Regions from separate parts of the Mus musculus genome. Here region 1 is linked to region 2. The links are chromatin contacts, found by Hi-C or POLR2A ChIA-PET in ENCODE. All regions are on one chromosome and are shown on one strand. The core of a region is the stretch at or near the end of the contact, and the rest is flanking DNA. Distances in the headings are between cores, read along the strand shown. Region 1 has its middle 24 kb from the start of Mir378b. Region 2 holds the start of Ccdc182 (coiled-coil domain containing 182).

Region 1 (7,180 bases), core at 4,167-6,666, 33 kb before region 2:
GGAGTCCTGCATTAACCAAATGACCCTGAGCATGGCCCAGCCCAGAGAGATGGAAGAAAGCAGCAAAGTCTAACTTATGACTTGGGCAGACCTTCAGGGCTGTTTGAATTCTGGGAGATTTATGAGGTAGTGACAGCATTTGGCTGGATTGGATTCTGGCTTTCTGCTTCATTCCCAGATGTGACTGTGTGCTTATGGTTTCCTGTGGACTCACCTCCTATTCGGAGTAACCCAGTTTGGCTGGACTCTTACGTGAGTTTAATCTGAGTCTTCTGATTATATAAAGTAGAAATGGATCATATTGTCAATTTCCAGAGAACCTGAATTAGCTCCACCACACTTAATACTGAAACTATCCTGAAGATAATTTAATCTTTCTTTAATGATTCAAAAGGTGCTTTGAAGTCTTGCATTAATCAAAGTCGTGGTTATGAATATCAGAAGTTAATACCGACCAAAGGTAAAATGTCCGTGAAGAATTGGGTAGAGGAGATGACGGGGGCCAGCACAGGTGGCTGTCTGACAAGAGTACAGGTGCGACTTGCGTGTGTCAGTGGGCATGGGGAAGTGCGGGCTGATACAATTTCGCCTGGCTAATGCTGACATTGCCATATGCAAAGAACGGTACTCAAAAAAGTCAACCTCTCCTTGGCTCTCACTTGCTCCCATGATTCCCCGGGGGAATTTGGTCTTGGCCAAGTTGGACCTCATTTGGGCAGATTTAAATGATAGGAGAGGATGAGAAATATCCACTCCAGGAAAAGCCCAAGAGCCCAAACAGAATCCTCTTTTAAATGGACAGAAGTTTAAAGGATATGCTGAGAGGGGGCAAGAGCTGAAGAAAATTAAGTGAAGAAGCAACTAAAGTAAAGAAAGTGTGTGTGTGTGTGTGTGTGTGTGTGTGTGTGTGTGTGTGTGTGTGTGTAAAATGAGGATAACAACATCTCTATTAGGTTGTGGCGAGCTCTATGCAGCCCATGGGCTTTGCTTTAGACTCAGATTCAGGAATGTTTGCATTCCTCATCCTCAAATTCATGACGAGGTCTAAATTCCCAGTGTGGTGCTATTAGAAGGCAAAGGCTTAGGAGAATGAGTAGGTCATGAGGGTGGAACCCCACCCCCCAGAATAGGATTCGTGCCCTTATGAGATCCTTAGAAAGCTCCCACGTTCCTCTCCTGCCATGGGAAGACACAGCACAAAAACACTATCTGTAAACCAGAAAGCACGCTCTCACTAGACACCAGATGGCCATTTTCTTGACCTTGGACTTCCCAGCTACCCCTACTGCCTATCATTAAAGCCACCCAGACTATGGTGGCAGAACAAACTTGAGCAAAACTAAGTAAGGCTTTCTCTGAAGGTGAAGGATAGTTGTTAAGGCTTTTAAGCCACTTCATGAAAGATTTCCATCGCCTTTCATGGTACCTCTGAGTCACCCGGATGTATACATGGGGATAGGGAGTCAGGAATGAGAAGATGGAGCTGTCAGGGGAAGGTCCGCTGAGGGACTGGCACACTCCAAGTCCTCCAGAAGTGATTCTCGGAATCAGAGCCAGCTGGAGCTAGGCCAGCACCTCTGCCCTCACTCCCTGAGTCTGAGTGCCGAGCAGCTGTGTTTGCCGCCGCCGGGGTGTGCGGGCCCCTTCCCTCCTCAGGAGAAAAAGGTTGGCAAGCAAGGCTGCGCCTTCCAGCTGGGGATGGAAGACAGGATTGGGTTGTCACACAGCTGATACAGGAACCTAGGGAGAGAAGGGAGGACACCATTATCCATTCGGTGGTGTGACTGACTCTCTGGAACAGCAGACCAAATTTAATTATTTTTTTCTCAGAACCCAAATTCTATCCTTTCCTGCCCCTTAACCCAACCCGTCAGTGGTCTGTGTGATTCGACAGTTGTCTCAGGCTCTGCGGCAGGTAGTGGTCTGTCCCCTGTGTCCTCACAGAGATGCCTTCTCTGGTGACACAGTGGCTAGCAATGGTCCTCCCCTGTCTCCATCCATGCACCACAGCTGTCAGAGTGTGCATTCTGCCCCATGAGACTGCACCACCTCTCTGGGCTTTCTGGTGACTATGTGGTGACCAAAATGGCTTCCCACCATTTTTGGCTGGCTTCCCTTCCACCAAAGCCTCAAAAAAAACCCAGCCAACCGTGGGCTGAAAAAACCTGAAACCCAGAGCCAAAATAAATCTTGCTGGCTTTCATTTTTCCTGAAATGAAATGCATTTTGTCACCATGACAGAAAAACTGACTAGTATAAGGCAGACTCTGCCCAAATACTTACACATCCAAATGTGTACATAACAAAACACATTATTTTGTTATAATTGCTTTCTATTTCTTATTCATATTATGTGCTTTGCATTAGTGTACCTGGACAAAAGATTTTTGAAAATGTATGCCTTATGGCTTGACTGTGAAGTGTCCCCATAAGTTACATGTTAAGCTTCTTGGTCCCTGGCTGATGGCACCGTCTGGGACATTGTGGAACCTTTAGGAGACGGAGCCTCGCTGAAGGAAGCGGGCTTTGAGGTTTTATAGCCTAAGCTTGCCCTCTGCCCAATCTGTGGTTCCTAGACAACCAAGCAATCTCACCCACCTCCCACCAGCACAGCCACATACCACTCTGACCACCAAGCCTTCCCTGCAATCGTGGGTTGTACCCTCAGTGAGCCCAGGACCTGGGGTGTAATTCAGTTGGTAGGAGCAGGGAGAGCACTTGGCTGTCATTTACAGCGCCCTGGGTTTGAGCCCCAGCACTGCATAAACTGAGTGTGGTTGTGAGCTGTGGGTGCAGGAAACTAAACTTGGGTCTTTTGCAAGAGCAGCAAGCACTATTACCAGCCACGCCATCCCCTCAGACCCCACAAGCTTCTTACCAAGTACTCAGTTACAATGGGAAAAGGATCAACTAATATGATGTGTCCATCAATGACGTGTGAATTTTCTTTGAGGCTAGTAAAGAGAACATTAAATGCCTTTATGTAAAGAAGTGTTACGTCTTGTAGAGTTGAGAAACGTGGGCTCATTCAGTACCTGTCTGCTGATCCAGCCTCACGACCTATGCCTCTCGCCAACAACAAGGCTCCCTGGACCCCAGCATCTATAACACAAACCACCATGAACACGACAACGTGGATGCCCCCATCTGCTGACCTACCTCCCTGCCAAAACCTGCACTGCCCCCCCCCATGCTTCCTGAAGCACACAACAGACCCTTAGGTTGGAACCATCCACCCACCTTTCTGCTTGAGCCCCAGTGCACCTTGGGAGCCATAACTCCATGGGGTGGGGGTCAACAGTAACACGGCTGCCCCCAGGTGATGTTAGACGTGTGATATGTTTAGTGTATATGAGCGTGGTGTTTAAGCTCACTTTCCTTACAAGGCATCCCACGATTAGAGATGCACCAGAGTCCAGGGGTCTCAGGATGGCAATGCCCCTGCTCCACTCAGCTCAGAAACTCCAGGCTGCCTCCTCCCATAGGATTGGTCTGTCGACTCATGTGGCAGCGTGCCAACATTCCATATGCTCCATTATCCAAATGTCCAATCTGCCAAGAACATGTTCAATAGAAACTTGCTTTTTATAATGAAAGTTTTCAGCACCGTGCATCCAGCGAAACCAATGTAATGGCCTTGGGAGATTTCTGTGGAACTGCACAGCTCCTGTCTGCCTGTTCAGTTTGGCTTTCTCACAATAGATGGAGGTGGGCCAGCAACGCACATCCTCTGCTGAAGAAAGAGCGACAAGCCAACGTAGAGCTTAGCTTAGGGCTCCTAACCTGGCTCAAAACTAAGCCCTGGGACCTGGGTGGGGCTGGGGAGGAGGAGGAGCAGAAAATGAGTTAGAAGCCGGGCAGTGGTGGCTCACGCCTTTAGTCCCAGCACTTAGGAGGCAGAGGCAGGCAGATTTCTGAGTTCGAGGCCAGCCTGGTCTACAGAGTGAGTTCCAGGACAGCCAGGGCTACACAGAGAAACACTGTCTTGAAAAACCAAAAAAAAAAAAAAAAAAAAACAGGAAGGAAGAGGAGGAGGAGGAGGAGGAGGAGGAGGAGGAAGAGGAGGAGGAGGAGAAGAAGAAGAAGAAGAAGAAGAAGAAGAAGAAGAAGAAGAAGAAGAAGAAGAAGAAGAAGAAGAAGAAGAAGAAGAAGAAGAAGAAGAAGAAGAAGAAGAAGAAGAAGAAGAAGAAGAGAAAGGAAGAAGGGGAAGCAGCAATTTCTGGGGCAGGAGAGATGGCTCAGTGGTTAAGAGCACTTGTTGCTCTTGCAGAGGACTTGGGTTCAATTCCCAGCACCTACATGGCAACTCCCAACCATCTGTAACTATAGTTACAGGGGATCTGATACCCTTTTCTGACCTCAGGTTCCAGGAATGCATATGGTACACAGACATGCATATTTGCAGGCAAAACATTCATACTCACAAAATAATAAAATGAATTTTTTAAAAAAGGAAGAAAGAAAGCAACGTCTTGGGTGAGCAAACTTGCTAATGAAGGAGCTACTTCCAGGAAACCAGCTCTGGTATCCCTTCAAGGGTACAGGTGATGCTCATAGTGAAAGGGTCTCTAAGCCACGTTGTGACAAAATGTCTGATGAAGGAAGAGGTGTCTAAAAGACTGAGGGGCTAAAGGGTTGATCAAGGTAAATCTAATTCCCCTGAGGGACCTATCTGGAGACAGAACTCAGACCATCACTGAGGCGACACATCTATGCGGTTTTCAGGCCGCAGAGCGCTGATCAGAATCCCTGAGCCCCTCTCTTGGTTCCCTGAGGTTGGAAGAGATTTCAAGCCTGTTCCACTTTGTCCCGTGCATCAGTCACAAAGCTTCAGAAACCTTCGGCTCTTGGGCTGAAAGCCAGGTGCCTTGTCTTCCCTACCACTGCTTCTGGGAAGTCCTTCATGGAGTGGGGTGTTGATCGGTGGTGTGGTTGCCTGACCTCCATGAGGGCCTGGGTCTGCAGCACCAGGGTAGCTGAGCTGGGGAAGTTTTCTAAAGATCCCACAGGCTTTGATAGGTGGGAAAAAAAAGTCCTGAAGTCCTCCACTGAGCTGTCTCCAAGATACAAACTGCTTGCCTTGGTCTTCTGCCTTCCTCCCCAGCCCTCTTTCAAAGAATCAAAGGGGCCTTTTGTATTCTCCATCCCCCTCCTCCCAGGAGCCTTCAAGGTGAACCAACTTGGTGAGCCAGCTTCCAGCTCCTGAGCCTGCCATTCTGCAGAGGGAGGAGGCTGGCAAGCCATTTGGAGCCGAGGTATGTAAGCTTCACACAGAGCTGTCCCTGGAACCCTGCTCCCTCCACAGGAGCACTCAAGGCAGCCGGCCACCAGGGGAATCAAGTGACAGCCACACTCCAGGGGACTGAGCTGGCTGAGACTGAATTCTGTGGAGTGATCTATAGTGACAGAGGAGCCTTTAGTGTGGGACACTCGGCAGGGGGCAGGTTCGGGCCATTTAACTTCAGAGGGGCAGAGAATGCCAGGACTAGCCACCTGCTCTCCTCCAGTGGGAGCACTATAGTCAATTACCTCCTAATTCCTTTCTTCTCTTCCTATTCTAGAAGCTTCTAGTGACCTTCTGTTGCCATGGTCCTTATTTTTAAGGTGGATTGTGCCCACTCAGAACCTCCTTTACTTCCATAGTGTGCCCAGGGCACACTTTACAGAGAACTGTTTGCTCTCTCCTAAACCCTAGTCCAGAGGCTCAGGCTACACCTACTGCCAGCAGCAGCTTCTTCACACCCACGCCTGTGCAACCTCAGGCTCTTGCCTGTGGCTCAAGTCTAAGCGCTGCCTCTGGGGAAACCTAAGCAACCTAGGGAAGATGTGAGCATCCCCCTTGCTGAGCTCCCCAAGCTGTGTCACCTTTGCCACAGCACTGTCCCCTCTGGAAGACAAAGATGTCAGGTGTCTCCAGTTTCTGAACCTGCCATGCTCTCATCCCAGAGCCTGGCAGAGGGCAGGCTCTCATCGAAAACACGTTGAATTTAACTAAATTTGGTTTGCTTCTTCCCAAATAAATCTCACTAGGTTGGGATTGTACAGAGATTTAGAGATGATGAAAGAGTGAACAGTGGTGAACTCCGCAAATCCAGTTTTATCCCTTGGTTAACAACGTGATTAGAATATAACCCAAACACCATATGGTTCGCCCATTTTTGTATGAAAAAGCACAATCCAGTGTCTTTCAGTAGAGTCACAAGGTGGGAAGACATTGCGCCACAGTCTATTTAAGATACTTTCGTCCATCCCCCCAAAAGATACTACCAGGACTCACCCCTGTTCACCCTCCCCCTGCCTTAGTAACCTACTAACCTATTTTCTATGTCTGTAAATGGCTCTGTCAGAGACATTCCACCCCAGTGGAATCATGATGCATGATCTTTAGTTCCTAGATTATTTCACTTAGTGTAATCTCTTCTGGGCTTATCCTTGTTGGGTCATGAATCAAATTTCACTTCATTGTTACATAATATTCCACTTCACTGGATATACAATATTCCCTTTCCTTATTATATATAGATGGATTTTTAAGTTGTTTCCACCTTTTTTTGCCATTATAAGCAGCTTTTTTAATTTTAAACTAATTTACTAAGAACTTGTTCTTTCAGAGGACTTGGGCTTGATTCCCAGAGCCCAAAGCTCATAACCATCTGTAACTCCTGCTTCTGAGGATAGGGATCTAACTCCCTCTTCTAACCTCCACAGGCACCAGACTCTCAAGTGGTCAAGAACATACATGCAAGCAAAATACTCATATACATAAAAATAAGTAAGTCTATGAAAGTAATTAAGTAATTTTAGATGTAAAATCTGATTTTGTAAGAGCAGTAGCAAAGAACAATTTAAGAGTGAAGACAGGTAAGGTACTAGATAGCCACACCCCTGTGTGTGCACACCCACAGAATATGTACACACACCTAGTGTGTACATGCACCTATGCACACATACATACATGTTCATATATATGTACTGCCTGCACACGCACACTCAGTACATGCACACACATGCATACACATACACACATAGCATTTTAATATATTTCCCATAGCAACATTCTTCTACATAAGCACGAAATAGCCATCAAAATTAAGAAATTAACATCCAGAGCTGGAAAGATGGCTTAGCACCAACTGACCTTCCAAAGAGTTCAGATTTGGTTCCCAGCACCCACATGGCA
Region 2 (7,009 bases), core at 2,863-5,362:
CCTTCCATTGTCATGGGAGAGCAGCAAGCTCTACAGTGTCACTGGGGACTCAGAGACACGTAACTTCTCTGTGCCTCAGTTTCTTCATCTGCCAGGGGACTAGCGGTGCAGCTGACTCTACTGTGATTCCCTCCGTCACACTCTCAGGTCCCAGGATCCACTAGAACAACTCAGAAAACTGAGCCAAGCTGCCGTCCTCGTAGTTTCCGTGTAGCACCATGGAAAGAACACAGTTTAAATCCAGCAAAGACCCAGAGGGCAGTGTCAAGGCCTCTAGGCTTCCAACTGGCCTCTTGGCACATCTGGTATGCGTGATGCTTAATTTTCTCAGCAACACTGTGTGGTAACGTGGGTCAAGTAGTGCCGACCAGGTCAAATCCTCTGGGTATTAGTGTCCAGGGTTTTTATTGGTGGCTTATCTCTCAGGCACAGAGCAGTGGTGTAGCTGAACTTTGTTCTGCAGTCTGCAGCTCCCCCAGAGGTCAAACCCATACAGCATGATTCAGGGCCCTGAGCATAAATCACATTGTTAGCATAAACCATCTGGTGAGGACAGAGGCCCCAGGGAAGAAGCAGAGATAGTCTATAGGGCAGGATATTGCGAAGACTCTGAAACTGGTTCCCCAGAGTCCTTTAAATGGGAAGATTTTTCCAAAATGTCCACATCTCAGATAAGCTGAGGCAACCCTTTAGAGCCCAGACGCATACCACCCGTCATTCTGTTTCTTATACCCGGGGGGGGGGGGGGATGGAGAGATGGGGAGTGGAGGAGGGGAAGGTCTGCTTCATGCTATCTGTTTTCACAACTGCTACCCTACAGAATTAGACGGTCCAACTGAACCCTTTTCCTCTTTGCTTATTCCTCTGCATCTTTCATGATGGAAAGATGCATATTCAGGTAACACTCCTGGCCTCTCTGTCTCTTTACTAATCCTACCCAGAGAAAGCAAACAACTCCCCCCACCCCCACTGAAGTGTTTGGAGAAAGAGCAGTAACCACCCAGCACACACCACTTCCATTCACCCAGGCTCATCCTCTGCACACAGGTCATTCCACATGTCCATAGGCACAGCCCTTTCACACACACACACACACACACACACACACACACACACCACCACCACCACCAGCGGCCACACTATGCCTGTAGATGGCATCCGGTTTAGGGACGAGGTCTCAGCTAGATGTGGCTGACAGATCCTAAGCCACACTCTCAAGCATGTTATCAACTATAAAGGTGACATTTTGTCTCCATTAACCTGTCCTTTGTGTTCATCCTCAATTGGTGCTTAATCTGCGCTGGAAGAGGAGAGGTGGTGCTCATTAGGCCCCAGGAGCCCTGCAAAGGCAGAGTCTGTCCAGTGCCTGCCTGCAAAACCATGATTGGGCCTTCTCTAAAACTATCTCTGCTAAGGTCCCCAGGTCCTTCTTTCCTGTACCTGCCTCAGGATCATCCGGCCTCCCCCACGCTCTAGCCGTGCTTCCAACGGAGACCTCTCAGAATGTCAGACCAAAACTAAACATAGGTGGCTGCAGATGTGGTCTTGCTGGCACCAATCACCTAACCTCCTCTCAACCCACTCCTACCCCCCCCCCGCACACACACACACACACACACACACACACACACACACACACACACACACACACCATGTCTCCTCAGCAAGTACACCACAGGCTGTACTGTGGGAGACTAGAGTCCTCTCCTTTCGAGTGAATGCCTTTAGATCCTGTTTCCTCTACATAGATAGGGTAGACCTCTAATAACCTTCCTAGTTCTGTGTGTGTGTGTGTGTGTGTGTGTGTGTGTGTGTGTGTGTCTGTCTGTCTGTCTGTCTGTCTGTCTGTCTTCTGTCTCTTTCCAGGGTTTAGTGGTCTGGGACTCTCCTCTAAGAAACACTCCCTTCTTCCAGAGCTAACCTCAGCAATTTCAGCAACGTTTCACCTACACTAAGGGGCATTTATCAGAAACCCATAAAGCTTTCCAGAACTCTCCAGGACAGCTAAGAGCACAGGCTCTAAAAGAGCTAGCTAGTGCTAGGTTCAGATCCCCAGTCAGCCAGCTTTGATCTTGGGCAAGTTACTCAGCCTAAGTCCTCATGATGCTGAGGTGAAGTATGTGGCAGCATATACCAGGCCTGATGACTCTCAGCTATCGTGGGATTATCAATACTACTGTTGCTGATTGAACTCAGTTGCTACATCAGCTAAAGTAGAGGAGAAGCTGCCTATAGTTAGAGCAGAGATACAGCCCTTCTAGGAAGACGGTTGATAGCTGGATATTGTGCTTAGCCAAGGGTCGCAAGGTCCTTTGGCAGAGGCCGACTCAAGGGGACCCAAATATTTGAATAGAGGAGGAGAATGAACAAGACTGCACCCGAAGGTCAGAGGGCACTCACCAGGTTGCAAACCCTGGACTAGAGACACCCAACTGCTCAGTGTCGCCTCTGGCCACCAGACCCCAAAGACTTGATGTGTGGCAGCCTTTGGGAGGGGCCGGAGAAATAATATATGAATCGGTGAACCCAGGGCTGATTGTAAACACAAGTCACAGTGACTGTTAATGGCCTCGAGACACGCAAGTGATTGTTCCAGTACCCCAGAAGGAGCCAGTCCAAAAACAGTCTGATTGGTTCAGGGGATTGTGAGCCTGCAAGACTGTAAATGATTACACACTCGGGGCCTGGGCTTGGAGCACTAGCCATTTGTTAACACAGAGAGAGCACATAAGAGAGTGTTTGGGGTTTGCTGGTTAGTTGACTATTTGAAAAGTGCTGTCCTGCCCTCAGGAGATACCTGTGGGGGCAGGCAGTAATGGGGGGGGGGGAGAGCATTGTTTGATACATGGCCAGACACCCTAGCAACTACTGTTCAGAGAGTCAAATAAAGGTGTCAGTTTCACTGTTTTATTGTGCGAACTTATAGATGTCACCTTGAGTGCAGTGGCGAGCCGAGAGTTCCACCATCAGAAACCTAACAAGGTTCACCCCACGGAGCAGCCTGTCTTCGGGGTAAATGGAGAGGAAGCAGAGTTGAACCAAAGCAGTAAGGAAAAGAGAGGACCAATAGTCCAACTATGCAAGCAGACTGAAACGGCGAGGTCAGGAATTACACAAAGCCGGCCGTCTGAGTCCAGTTCAGGATGCGGGCAAGCCCTCTCTCTCACTAAGCCCCCAACCTGTCTCGGTATAGAACACACACTGACAGGTCTCAGGAAACCAATTGTGAAGTGATAAATCACGAAAGCCTGGAGTCATTAAAAGAAAGGTTAAATCTGTTCAACACAACCAGTTTAAGAATACTCAAGAAAAATGCCCCTACATCCAAGCAACCGTACCATTACAAACGGGAAACAGTTCGAGGGGATGGTTACAGGTCTGACATAGTGTCTGGGGCCTCCTTCCTTGACGAGGCTGGATAAACGGAACTTCACCCGAAAACCATATTGAGGTCTTTTTTGCCTCTCTGCATGGTGTTATTTTGGTAGCAGGAAAGCAATAAAAATGGGGCAAGGGGAATAAATGGGGACTTAGCGTTTGTCCTTCCATTAAAAAACAATCTTGCCCGCCAGCTCGGGCGCACACTCGGGCGCGGGCCGCTCAGTCCGCCTGGCTCTTCCTGATGGCTCGCAGCGGGTTGTGGCTCCTGACCAACATGTTCTCCAACCGCTGGCAGTGTTCACGAAGCTGCTTCTCCCGGGGCAGGAGGAAGGTGAGGACCTTGTTGCGGACGATGCCTCGGTCCTCCTCCTCCCTCAGCCGCTGCTTCACTCGCGCCGCCTGCTCCTCCTGCTGTGCCAGGACGCCACTCATCTGGCAGAAGGCGTCCTCCAAGTAACGGATGGCCTTCAGTGCCTCCTCCTTGAAGTCCTCCAACTCCCTTTGTACCCCGGCCACCTTCTGCTGTAGGATCTCCAAGTCGGCCGGCAGAGGGAGGTAGGAGGGCCATGACTGAGACAGGGAAAGGTCCCCAGACTGGAGCCCGCTTTCCACCATCTTCTTGCCCTGTAAGGTATTCACCTTCATAAGAATGGACCCTGCCTGAAAGAGGGCTTCCATTATCTCCTTCTGCAGAGAGGAAGCCAAGAAACTGAGTCAGAGATTTGGGAGCTAGAAACACTATCACTTGAAGTCGTTGGACCCATCTCATTGTGACATCACGACCCTTCAGCCAATCAGAAAGAAAACCCCCAGTTCACTATTTTGCATATTGTTGGTAACCTACAGATTTACTGCGCTTCCCAAGTCTCCTGAAATGAGGCTTTTCATTAATCGGTCACCCAGTCAGAACTGGCGTTCAAGCGTTCCTTTAACCCCGAGGGCAAATCTGAGGGAGTGGAGAAAACTGGCTAAGTCAAGGCAAGCCAGGTCAGGTTCACAGGCTGCCAAGACCGAGCAGTCTCCTACCCCATAAGGAGCACAGCTGATTTCACGGCCTGGTGTCTGGGCTTCCTCGGGCTCACCAATAGGACAAAGGCATTCTTAGAAATGATGGTGCAAGATGCTAGAGGAGTAATCCCATCCCATATCCATATTCCCGCAATGGCCAGATGATGCCAGAATGCATAGGTGATCGACTTACTGTGATAAATGTGTGTGCTCTTAAAGGGTGGTTCACAGAAATGCCCGAGGGATAAAAGTGAGCCGTTCATATTCATTCAGTTAAAACTTCCCGGGTGCTTGCCGGATTCTGGAGCTAGGGAATGAGTGTAAGTAATGTTTCCCAACGTTCCTGGATGGTGGCAGATAGGAGTCTGTGGATACGGGTAAATCGTGTGGTTTTGCCTGGTTACTCTAACAGAGGCAAATGTTCCTAGCCACATGTGGCTCAGTCCAAAACTCTGCCTTTGTATATTGCAGTCTCTTGCCCAGACCTCCCACTGGGACTCCAAACATAAACGCCCCCCCCAACAACCGACCTTGAAGCCAATCCATCTAGAGCTAGATAAATTACCTCTTCAAACTGGTTCCTGCTCTCCTATCCTACCAATGACCCTTCCTGGGACAGCAGCCACAGCAGCATCTAGTGCCAAGTTTTAAATGTCTGTCTCCTTCCCACCTCATGTTGAAACTGACATCCTATCAGCGTTGAGAAGTGAGGGGCTTTTGAAGGCAGAGCATATCAGATGGATGGTGTCATCTCTAGAATGGGGTTCATTACCGTAATCATCTCTGCTTGACCCCTTTTCTGTTTCTCTTGCCACCTTTGCCTTTCTTCCACATGGGAAGGCATAGCATGAGAGTCCTCACCAGACACCAGCTCCCTGATTTTAGACTTGCCAGCTTCTGGGATTACAGAATTACAGGGAAACAAATGTTTTTGTTGTTTTGTAGATCTCTCAGCCTCTGATATTTTATTTTGTCACTGTGGAACAGCACAGAGTAAGCTCCCGGGGGTTAAACTAGACTCTGCCACTTCCAAGTGACCTCGAAGGCTGTTGTTAGGTCTCTTATCTCTGAGCAGCCTATCACCCACCTTCCCGCACTGGAGTCCAGGCTTCACCACTTAGAAGCAAGGTCTCACTGGTAGATCACCTTTCCCCCTAGAGACCCTGTTTTCTTCTCTGCATTTCTGAGAGCTGTAGTACACAGGTCCCTGGGAGAGAAAATCTCTCTGATGGGCAGCTGCTGCCGATTTCCATCGTGTAAACACTCCCAGCAAGGTTAGCTTCAAGCTCCCAACTTGCTCTCTCCCAGAAGTGAAGAACCATCCTGAGCCTGGATAAGTCAACTCTAGCACAACAGGGCCCATGATAAGGGCTGCTGCCTTCTCTGAGACATTGACTAGCTAGTGGCCTCAAGTAGTCATCAGAAGGGGGCATATTGCAGGGACAGTTGTAGCTAAATGGAGGTGAAATTCTGAATTGCAAGAAACTCCATTTACTGAGAAGGAATGTTGAATGGAAAAAGTGGTTACTTTTCTAGGAGCCAGGAAAGCTGGAGTCGGGAACTGCTGTGTGGCCCTACATCAGTTGTCTTCCCTTGCTGAGCCGCCCCCCCCAACTGTGACATGAGAGATGGGCCCACGAGGCCTTCCATACCCCTTCCCCCCAATTCTCTTCCTTCTGTCTCTTATAACTGTTACCTGGGTCTACCATCTGCTTAGGCACGGTAAACTCTGGCAAACAGAGATTTTTGAGTCCCTTAACCTGTTTACCCTCAAGTGTCCTGCCTGCTGCCCCACAAACAGTGGTACTCAGAAGAAATGGAATTTCGGTTCATAGGTGGCTCTCAAATGCCAGGCACCCCTAGCTTTTCTGCTGACACATTGACACCTACTGGCCTTCAGAGAAACCGCAGCCTGGGAATTCCACCTAAGAGTGGGTGGGGATGGGGAGCAGAAGGGAGCAGCTTGGGGTCTGTGGGGTATTTAACTAGGGCCTTGTGCCTGTTGGGTTCTCCATCAATAAATATTTCCCAGATTGGTAGAAGAGAGAACGAAATGGTGTGTCTCTTCTGGTCTCCTCCTCTGCTGTCTCTCCCCCGCTTCCGGCCTCTCCCTTCCTGTCTCTCATTTTCTGCCACTTTGTTTCACACAGGGGATGGCAAAAGTCACAGCCATTGCTGTGACACAAAAGTAGGAAGGCCAGCACTGAGAGCATTTTCTCAGTTCCTCTGGTGTTGCTGAATGACGCTCCAGTGTGCTTCCCAGGACCACTGGGAAGATGACGTCATAGTCCCCTTTTTCTAGGAGCCACAGGAAACTGAAAGCTGATGCTGTCACCAAGGCCTAGTGGCCTCCTGAGCCTTCAGGGCCACAAGTCACATTGGATCTGTAAGTTCTGGGTGTTCCCCTGAGCCAGGAAGTCCCACGTCAGGCCTTGCATTCCACCTGCCCTCCCATATCTCTTAGGGATTAGAACTGCTGACCTATGTCTTCCCTTCAAGACGTCAAGAGAAAGGAATTTAGACCTAGTAAAGCATCCACGACCTGGAATTCTATCGTGAGCAGGGTCCTCTGCCCCAGTCTCTTTCAACTTGTCACAGCTTCTCTGCGACTCAACAAGAC

Evidence for each region. A loop is a pair of places that touch in the nucleus more often than their neighbours do. ChIA-PET counts read pairs that join two places held with the same protein, here RNA polymerase II (POLR2A).
Region 1: a map of gastrocnemius shows a loop between it and region 2 (2.3-fold over the local background). The contact joins the enhancer-like site here to the promoter of Ccdc182 in region 2. A Hi-C loop is called at or near these places in 1 of 37 maps with a recorded cell type or tissue (gastrocnemius). POLR2A ChIA-PET finds 5 or more read pairs at or near these places in 1 of 5 experiments (Patski).

Annotation. Positions count from the first base shown.
Region 1 is chr11:88,325,407-88,332,586 of GRCm38, reverse strand. No RefSeq gene overlaps it. Among named protein-coding and RNA genes, the nearest start is that of Mir378b, 24 kb to the left of the region's middle. Within about 2 kb of position 5,416, at least 1 of the 3 ENCODE cell types and tissues checked has a DNase peak (open chromatin) inside an H3K27ac peak, as active enhancers do; it is gastrocnemius, where a contact is called at or near this core.
Region 2 is chr11:88,291,146-88,298,154 of GRCm38, reverse strand. Ccdc182 (coiled-coil domain containing 182) reads right to left here and starts at 4,112. Exons shown (of 1, transcript NM_028859.1): 1 at 2,894-4,112. The coding sequence starts at 4,059. The coding sequence ends at 3,601.